Linked DNA regions of Mus musculus: region 1 is linked to region 2. The links are chromatin loops, found by intact Hi-C in ENCODE. Cell type or tissue: gastrocnemius. All regions are shown on one strand. Region 1 overlaps Gm52095 (a long non-coding RNA gene). Region 2 overlaps Il17rd (interleukin 17 receptor D).

What was found. A loop is a pair of places that touch in the nucleus more often than their neighbours do. Peaks named below come from ENCODE experiments on the same cell type or tissue, not always from the same donor. Only the 100,000 strongest peaks of a DNase experiment are listed, where the experiment ranks them.
Region 1: a loop joins it to region 2, with 2.9 times the contacts of the local background. A loop is called at or near these places in 15 of 42 quality-filtered maps.

Annotation. Positions count from the first base shown.
Region 1 is chr14:27,412,229-27,417,228 of GRCm38, reverse strand. The region is part of intron 2 of Gm52095 (a long non-coding RNA gene); the gene reads left to right. Among named protein-coding and RNA genes, the nearest start is that of Gm52095, 14 kb to the left of the region's middle. In gastrocnemius, a CTCF peak has its summit at 3,051 (motif pointing right); no DNase peak of the experiment used is centred here.
Region 2 is chr14:27,106,331-27,111,330 of GRCm38, reverse strand. Il17rd (interleukin 17 receptor D) reads right to left here. Exons shown (of 13, transcript NM_134437.3): 13 at 4,045-5,000. Among named protein-coding and RNA genes, the nearest start is that of Il17rd, 70 kb to the right of the region's middle. In gastrocnemius, a CTCF peak has its summit at 2,040 (motif pointing left); a DNase peak (open chromatin) is centred at 2,416.

The DNA.
Region 1 (5,000 bases), 310 kb before region 2:
ATGTGTCTGAAGACAGCTACAGTGTACTCATATACATAAAATAAACAAATCTTTTAAAAGAAAACCTCTCTCTCTCTCTCTCTCTCTCTCTCTCTCTCTCTTTCCCTTCACCCCCCCACATCCATCTTACAGATTCAAGGTAAGTGCTCAGCTACTACTGTTCTAGCACCATGCCTGCCTTCCATGATGGTCATGAACTAACCCTCTGCAACTGTGAGCCTTTGATTAAATGGCTCCCTTTATAAGTTACCTTGGTCATGGTATTTTGTCATAGCAATAGAACATAGCAATTAGGCCATGTGAGTGAACCCCTCACAAAGAATTAACACTGTTATCAAAAGGATCCCAGAGAATCTGAAAAGATGAGTCTTCAGTTTAGAGAACTAGCTAGCTGCTCTTCAGAGGGGCTGAGGAAGAGGGAGGAGGAGGAAAGACCCACACCCTGCCAGAGTTTTACCTATTCTCTGGTCAGTCAGGCATGAGAGAGCTGCCACACACTTTCCACTCATCCCCAGGTGGACATCTAAGCCTCTGACCCACTCTTTGCAGGGTGGCAAAGGGGCAGCCCTACCTGGGATTCCCGAGCTACTTTGCTAAAGCCACCGGGGTTATGGGAGAGAGGGATGAGGGAAGAGGTTTCCAACATCGACAAGAGTGAGTGCAGCCTTGATGAGCAGAGACTGTCTATGGTTTTAGAGCTTTATTATAGAAAGACAGGGGGAAAGAGAGAAGGTAGAAAGGAAAGAGAAGAAGAGAGGAAAGGCTAGAGAGAAAGAGTCAGAGGAAGAAAGGAGAGGAGAGAGGGGGTGAGCTTGAGGGGTAAGAAATAAGAGAGTGAGAAGTAAGAGAGTAAGAGAGCAAGGTAGGGGGCCTAACAGCCCCTTTTATGGTCTTTACTGTTGCTAGGTAACTGGGGAGTTTAGCCTGAAGGTCAGAAGCTTGGGCCATTGCCTACGTGACTTCTAGCCATGTTTCTCTTGGGGGGGGGGTCTGGGGGGCAGTAACTTAGACAGGAGCCAGAGTTCCAGGAGACATGAGAGAACTCCTTACATCCCATGTAGATGAATTATCACCACAGGGTCCTGGGGTTCAGCATCTCAGCTCGACTGAGGACCAGCCTGTCTGTGCACAGCCCAATGCCCCACATTCCTGGTAGCTTAGGCCAAGATCTTAAGCAAGAATCATGGGTAAGAAACCATCCCTTAAGATGGGGGTCACTAATATGACCTTATTCCCAGGGAAACCAACGCTTTACTTTTTAAATCATTTACGAAACTATGATGATAGATAAAAAACTTTCCCAACAATAAAATTTCATATGGCTACACGTGTGTCATTGGAGGTGGGTTTTGGTATATGGTAAAGAAAGCCTTAATTAGAAAGAATTAAAATAGTTTAAATTTATGTGTTGAAGATTGATTTAAAAAATTCAGGCATTAAATGTTAAACAATAATTGAACATAAAGATTTACTAACCTCTTGGAAGTATGCCACTAGCCTTGGATGACTGCCCCCACTGAAAACATCCTTTTAGAATTGATATATTTTGATGATTTATATTAATAATGATGTTACCTGTTCTGTTTGTGATTCGCTGAATATACAGTTTCAGAGTTGTAATGCTTGGATGATTTTTGTGCTTTACTGTGCTAAATAATTTTTGTTGATATTTGTAATTGTTTCACTGGATACAGTTTCTAAGAGATGGTTTTTTTAATGTATAAAATCCCCTGCTTGAGAGCTACAAAATGCACTCAGATTCAAACTGGCTCTGTGTTCGTTTCTGTTTGTCACCGCTGAATCCTTACCCACTTAGCTTCGAGGACCCTCATTCTAGGGACCCTCATGCCCGACTGGGGTGGTCTGTGGCACTCCCCCATCCTCACTATGTTCCTTTCTGCAATTTAGAATGTTCTGAAAGCATTAAATAGTAAACCATAAAATGAGGGTGTTAGATATTTTTAAAATAAGTCAAAAATACTTCCAGGGCTGAGCGATAATCCTGTTCAGAAGTAGAATGTGCAAGGCTCTGGATTTATTGTCTGTCACAGCAAAACAAGAGCACCCATACTCCCAACCCCTACCACTACCCCCAACACTGCTAACACCATCTTCCCCCCTTCCCCCACCTCCTTCCCACTGCAACCACCACTCCCTACCCGCCCCACCCTACTCCCACACACAAAATAAAACAACTCAAGCTATACAGTTTCTTTTATCCCAGGCAATCCTCCTGCTTCTGCAGTCTGAGTATTTGAATTATAGATGCAAACTACTTATTTGCCCTCCATCCTGTGTGTGTGTGTGTGTGTGTGTGTGTGTGTGTGTGTGTGCACGCACATTCGTGCACTAGAAGCTTTGGTGTACATGTTATCTAAGTATTCTGCCAATGAGCTACATCTCCAGCCCCTAGTTTACAGCTTTCAAGGTTAAAAAGAAGTTACATTTCATAAAAAAAAATGTATTTGAATTTTAAAAAAAATATGTCTGTGTGAATGTGGGTGCCTGTGGAGGCCAGGGTACCCTGGAGCTGGAGTTACAGGTGCTTTGCAAGACACCTAGTGTGTGTGTGTGTGTGTGTGTGTGTGTGTGTGTGTGCTGGGAACTGAACTTGGGTTCTCTGGATGAGCAGCAAGAGTTCTGAAATGCCAAGCGATGGCTCCAAGCAATGGCTCCAGCCTCTGGAATGTTTGAGTGAAGTCCACAGGCTTGAAAGCCTGATGGTACACAGATGTAAAGGCAGATACGGCTAGACTGAGGTAGTGTCTGATGTTGATCAATATAGGTCATAATTATATGTATAAAATTGTTAATATTTGTGGTACAGCACTCTGCCACTGAGATACACCTCTAACCCAGATACCTTTTCGAAGCACAATCCTATTTTTATGGAAAAATAGTTTAAACATCTCACAAAAATAAAATAAAAATACCCATTTGTTGAATACCTGGAGTAGTCCTTGAAGCTCTAGGTCCATCCATGCTAAACTTCAGGCATTCAAAACTTAATAGACCCCCAAGAGCATATACACAAATATTCCAGCAGAGGGAAGCAACACATCACTAAGCGGTTTCAAAAACTAGCTTTTCAAGTGTGTATATACATACACGCTATGGGAAGATATATATAAAATGTGATGTTTTTGAAGCAAAGTTTCATGCATCCCAGGGTGGCAGTACTTTTAAAAATTCGAGGAAGCCAGCTGTGGAGACACACTCCTTTAATCTCAGCATTCAGAAGGCAGAGGCAGGAAGACCTCTATGAGTTTGAAGACAGCCTGATTTATATAATGAACTACAGGGCAGCCAAGACTAAATACTGAGACTCTATCTCAAAAAAAAAATTATTTTCAGAAGAATCATGTGGATAAATGTATGTATACATACATGTATGTATATGTGTGTAATTTTTTATTATAGCAATTTTGGTATTAAGTATCACTTAGTCATAGCAGAATTTTTCCCAGAACTCTGAGTTGGGTGCAGTTCTTGGATGGAACCTGGAACAATAGCAAGATGGGTACAGTTCAGTTACAAGTATTTCCTGTTTTTTATGAAGTATAAATTTACAAAGAGTCATGATTTAAGGTCTAAAGGATTCTTCTAAAACTTATGAGTGTGTATGTGTGTGGGTACATAAGTGTGTATGTGTGTGGGTACATAAGTGTGTATGTGTGTGGGTACATAAGTGTGTATGTGTGTGGGTACATAAGTGTGTATTGTATGGGCAATATATATGGCATTCAGAGGACAACTTGCAGAAGTGGGTTCTTTCTTTCCACTATGTGGGTTCCAGGGTTCAAACTCAGGTTGTTGGGCTTGCCAGCAAGCATCTTTACCCACTGAGCCAACTCACTGACCCAAGGATTCTTGCTGTTGTTTGTGGGACTGGGGGTTGAACCTAAGGTCTGTGCACATGGACTCTACTATGTGCTATATCCACAACCCCCTTTTTACTGTTAAAAAAAAAACTGATTGGGGACAACACTACAAAGATAGGTAAGTATTTGAACACTTCACAAAAGTAAGTATAATGGGCAAAAAATATGTGAGGCCATTCCCAGCATCATTACCCATCAGGGAAACGCACACATCCTATGAGATGTGATTACATGCCTATCAGAATAGGAAGAGGGGGAAAAAGGCCAAGATAGGGACAACTTGATTTACTGTTGGAAATGTAAAATGGTATAGCCACGTGGTAAACAGTTCAGAGACGCGTCTTGCCAGACACATCCTTGGTGCGGTATAATCCACCATGAGCATCCTCCTTGTTTTCTCAAGGGAAGTGAAAATACAGGCCTACAACGATACTTGCTTATGAATGTTATTTCAGTTTTACTTGTCAACCACCCAACAGGAAATGAGTGAGCAAACATATAACGCAGGCAGACAGATGACTGCCACTCATCAGTAAGACAGATGTGGCGCTGATCTATGTGACAACTTCCAAAAACACTAAAAATCTGAGAAGGGAGAGAAGCCAGGCATTTACTGCGTTATTTCAATTACATTAAACTCTAACTTTGTGTCAGGAGTCAGCAGGAGTGAAAGGGTAGGTGGGGACACTGGGAAGAGCAGAGGAGATAGTGATCACTTTAGGGATAGTGAGAGGGTTCAATATCTTTATAGTTATGGTTACATGATTCTGCATCTTTCTCCGAAGCTCTTGGGTACTCCCTTAATATGAGTTCCTTTAATCATGTGTGGTTCTGTAAGTGTTGTTTTAATTTAAAACTAAATATTTAACGACTATAGTGTGCAACAAACCAAATACTGACTAGACATCCAGGAGAACCTGTACTTCACTTGATGTCGGAGGAGAGTCCTCAGCATAACATGAGCAAAACTCCCCTGGATCCGACATCCCCCACAAAGCCCTAGGGCATGTTATAACAGAAACTTTTATTGAGAGTTGTAGTCAGGAAGCTGTGATAATTAACATAAAGAAACCCAGATCCTATTTGCCCTCTTCTCCATTTCCCCCAACAGTAACACTT
Region 2 (5,000 bases):
GGTAGTCCATGCCTTTAATCCCAGCACTTGGGAGGCAGAGGCAGGAGGATCTCTTAAATTCCAGGCCAGTCTGGTCTACATAGCAAATTCCAAGACAGACAGGGCTATACACAAAGACCTGCTACAATCCTACCCCCAGAGGTGTTAGTGTGTGTGGTTTTCATTTACCATACTTGTCAGTATTTTCCTTGACATGAATCCTTTAGTTGGTGTCTGTACCCAGGATAAAACCCATGGCCTGTGTGTTTACCAGGAAAATGCTGTTCTTCTGAGCTGCATCTTCAGTCCAAACAGACCATTCCCCTGCAACTTGACTCTTAGCTGAGACAGACCCACGAGCACATGTGTTGGCTCACACCTGTATTCCAGCACTTGGAGGAACAGGAGTTCAAGATCTCCTGAGCTATATATTAAATACAAGAGACTGCACCTCATACACACACACACACACACACACACACACACACACACACACACACACACACACGACCCTAAAAATGGAATTCCTAGGAAAAGATACTAAACCTTTTGCCTGTAGCTATAACCTGCACAGATAATCCCCACCCTTGTTTGCAACATCTGAGAATCAGGGTACAGCCTGATGATGTAATAACACATATGAGTGATTCTCATCTGGGGAATGGCATTGTCTGCAAGAGGCGTAAAGTCTTGGTTTTACTGTTCAAGTCAAAGCAATATCTGGAAGTAGCTATGGAAGACTTCTATGCAAGTAAAACCTTCCTGCTCACCTGGGTTAGGGGAAACACAAGGAACATAATGAGCAGAGAGCGGTTTGCCAAAGCTGTACATAGGAAACACCTGGGTTTGACTCTCATCCCGAAGGCTGAACGACATGTAAACTCCAGAGCCTGTTGGGAGGGCGATGAGCTGGTCACAGCAAGCGGTATCCAACACCTGGGTGACTTGGATAGAGCCCATGTGATGCAACAACCCTCTGTCTCTAGGAAACTTTGTCCAATATGCACACAGAACACTACCCCCAGAGAGAAACCAGGACAGAACCAGCCATTCAGGAGGAAATAGGAGCATCCACGTGGGTCTGAAGACAGGGAATCCTAGGAGCTGGCTGGAACCAGACTGCAATGTGTAAAGATAAGTTTTCTTCCCAAGGAAACCTTGTTTTGTTTACAAGTCAGTACCTGTTCACAAAAGAAAAACGTTTCTGGGCACCTGCTACATGCTGAGCAACCCCCTCTGAGTGTTTTATCCTTCTGGGCCCATGAATCAGGTACATCTTTACCCTCTGCTGATACTGAAACCCAAGACGAGGGCACTTGTCCCAATAGGCCAGGGGTCACAAGCTGGTTAAAGCAGCAGAATATCAGTCCAGCCCACACAGAACATTCCAGAAGCGCAAGGATCCATCTTATGCTCACACAAGCTGAGATGAGTCCACCTAAAGATACGTGTTGGGTCTAGACTGACGGGCAGTAATCACCACAAGGGCGGGATATAAGCAAAAGGTGTTTCAGACAAAGAAACAGCATATGCAAGGCCCTAGGCATGGCTACATGAAAGTAGAAAGATGTGGTAGCTTTGATCCCAGCACTCGGGAGGCAGAGGTTCTCTGAGAGTCTGAGGTCAGCCTGGTCTACAAAGAGTTCAGGACAACCAGGGCTATTACACAAAGTAACTCCTGTCTCAAAACAACAACAACAACAAAAAAAAAGAAAAAAAGAAAAAAAAGAAAGAAAGAAAGAAAGAAAGAAAGAAAGAAAGAAGTTAAGAAAGAGGAAGGAAGGAAGGAAGGAAGGAAGGAACGAACTGTGGAGAAGGAAGACAGAGAATGGTCTATTCCCCTTACATAGCACAGGGCTATGTAAGAACTTTGGTATTCACTCCAACACCACTGGTTTCAAATAAGGAGTTTCATCTAATCAAGTGCCCACCTCCCCCAAGGGCCATCTCTAGCTGTCCTTCTACACTGAGACATCCATGAGGCTCTGCTTTAGTTATACACCAGGCCATGGCTGAGGAAGGCTTTGGAAGAAAACCTCACTTTACCACACCTGCCCTGCCCCCTGGTGACCACACGTCCAGAGACAGTGTGTGTCATGTTAAATGTCCAGAATCACTTACATTCAAACCACCAAACAGCCTTGCTTGGCTTTCCAGATAGGGAAACTAAAGCCTAAACGAGGCAAGCCACCTACCTAGAATCAAAAAGACGCCAGCAGACTGAGCTCTGAGCTCAGCCAGCCAAAGGCTTAATCCCAATGCTAATAACAAAACCTCATCACTAACTTGCAACTTCACCCAGTGCAGAGGATATTTACGCGCCTTGACCCTCAGAGGTTAAAACCAAAGGCAGAACTTGCCTACACTTGCATTCAAGGCTAGGCATGCCCCTACCTTCCTGGACTCCAAGTTCCTCTTGGCCCAGCCTCAGTTTGGCAGGATGCCAATACCTAGCCACTTCCTGGCATATGCCACAAAAGTGGGAAAGATGGCCCTATGCCATCTATCTCATCCTGGAGTACTGCTAATTCTTCCTTCCAAGACCTGAACAGCTTAGGAACCAACCTACCTGGGGTGATAGGCAATGAAGAACCGAGACACACATAAAGAAAAAGCTGGGAGGCTGGAAGGATGGCTCAGTGGTTAAGAGCACTGGTCGCTCTTCCAGAGGTCCTGAGTTCAATTCCCAGCAACCACATGGTGGCTCACAACCATCTGTAATGAGATACAGTGCCATCTTCTGGTGTGTCTGAAGACAGCTACAATGCACTAATAAAATAAATAAATAAATAAATAAAGCTTAAGAAAGAAAGAGAGAGAGAAAAGGAAAGGAAAGGAAAGGAAAGGAAAGGAAAGGAAGAAAGAAAAGAAGGAAGGAAGAGCTGGGATCAGGTAGGCTGGGCACTCAGGAAACCATGTTTATTATATATCTGAATCTGGGAGGCAGGTTTATTGAGTATAACTCAACAGGAGTTGGTATACTATGTAGAGCTGAATAAAAAGGTTTAGTCTCCGTATGAGATTCATATTCTCTCTCTCTCTCTCCAGGGGTGTTGTGGCAAGCTGTAAACAACCCAGGAGGAAGCCGCTTCCAACCACATTTCTGTATAGCCAGCATCCACACACAAACCAGCGGAAGGCTTTGCGGTTCCCATGGGTCTGAGGCCATTGCACCTTTGACATACTCATTCCAACAACACGTTACCTCAGGGCCCCGTCCACTCCTTACACACTCATTCACAGCTTTCTCTGATCTCCATACACTCCTGCTTTTGTTAATGCCTGGGGTGAGGGTAGCCATTTGTCCATCGGACCTCACAGCAGAAGTCTGGAAACGATGAGCAGGAGAGTAAGATTTGCTCCTGATATGCACATCCAGGAAAGAGCAGTCACCCAGATTATTATTTCTGCCCTTTAATAATGAGAATGCTCTGACTTATGAACTAGATGTGATGGTGTCTCAATCCTTGGCCCAGGCACCAACACTGAGGATTCTCGGAGGCTCCTCCTTCCTGTGTCTTGTGGAGGTCACAACAGACACAAACACCTTCCAGGAACCAGCTGCTGACTGCCTCTTTCTTCACTTCAGGAGGAAGCTTTCAGCCTTTCTCAACTTCATGTCTACATTTACCTGGCTGGCTAACTAACCCTGAGCAGTGAGATGGGCTCTGCCAATTTTTGACATCCCTAAGACCCCAAATTTTGACCATCTCCTTTTTAGGTAATGGCTGGAGGCTTATAGCCTCCTTACTATCATCAGCCATTGCCCCCTTCTGGATACCTGTCACTTTCAGGTACACTCTACCCACAACAGGAGCTCAGCTGAAGCCACCAACCCCTAAAGCAGGACTTTGGGTCCATTCTATAGAAAGTGGGCACCAGGGTCCCCTAATCACAGGGTCACAATACCTGCAGCAGAGCTGGGATGTGATGAGTTCCAAGAGCAAGACACAGATGCAAGCCCTCCTTACCTACCGTCTCAGGCTGAGGCAGACTCCTCTGCCGACAGTCAGGAGCTAGGGAGGAAACGGGACAGATATTCGGAAATAAGGAGCCACTGCAGGCTTACAAGAAAACATTTTATTTGATGTAGAAAATTCTAAGGTACAAAAGCATCTTACAAATGTCAGCCATGACTTACTATCATCTATTTACAATGTTTATACAGTCAAATATACCACAATATACCAGCAATATCGCCAATGTAAAAATATGGCACAGTGCTATAGGCTGTCAGTGCTTACCATTCTGCCAAAAGCCCCAGAAAGGACAAACTTGGACATAAAACAGAACAAGGGCACCAGTCCTCCCCACGCCTGAGGCCCTCCTCCATAACATGGAAGCTTCCACAGTAAAAACACTTTTGTTTTTAAACAGATCAGAAAAACCGAAGCTACTCTTAAAATGACCACTTGAGTTTGAACAGAAGTTTTTGCTTCTGTTCAAACTTGATATGCTTCTTTGAGAGAAAGATGGATTTAACACACACACACACACACACACACACACACATATGAACACATTGAATATAATCCAGTGGTAGCCACACAGGGCCAATATTCTTCCTTCTCTTCCGGCCAGAGTCCATGTGATATAAATATTAGCTATCCAGTCGGGGGTGATCGCTTCTGTCTGGCTCTTGATTGCATCAAACATTATGCCTGCTTAACTGAGAGATCCAGCCCTAGAGGAGGAGGGAGAGGTATCTGGGGTCCCCAGTGAGTATCAAGGGTGAACCAAGAGGCAGGAAAGAAGACTACTGGCTGAAATTCTCCAGAGGCCCTCCCTGAGGCATTCCAAGGTGTTTGGAAATAGTCCCCAACAGTCAACGGGAGGTGGCCCTTGGCAACCTCTGGCCTCACCTTGCCAGAGGTTCTGGTGAAGTGTGTGCCATTTAAACAATATGATTCACAAAATACAGGGCAAGTCTAGAGAGAGGTAAAAATAGAACCCCAGGTTGGCGCGTGGGATAGCTGCCGCTCAGCAGGTAGGCAGGTGCTGGCCTTGAAGAAGACACCAGA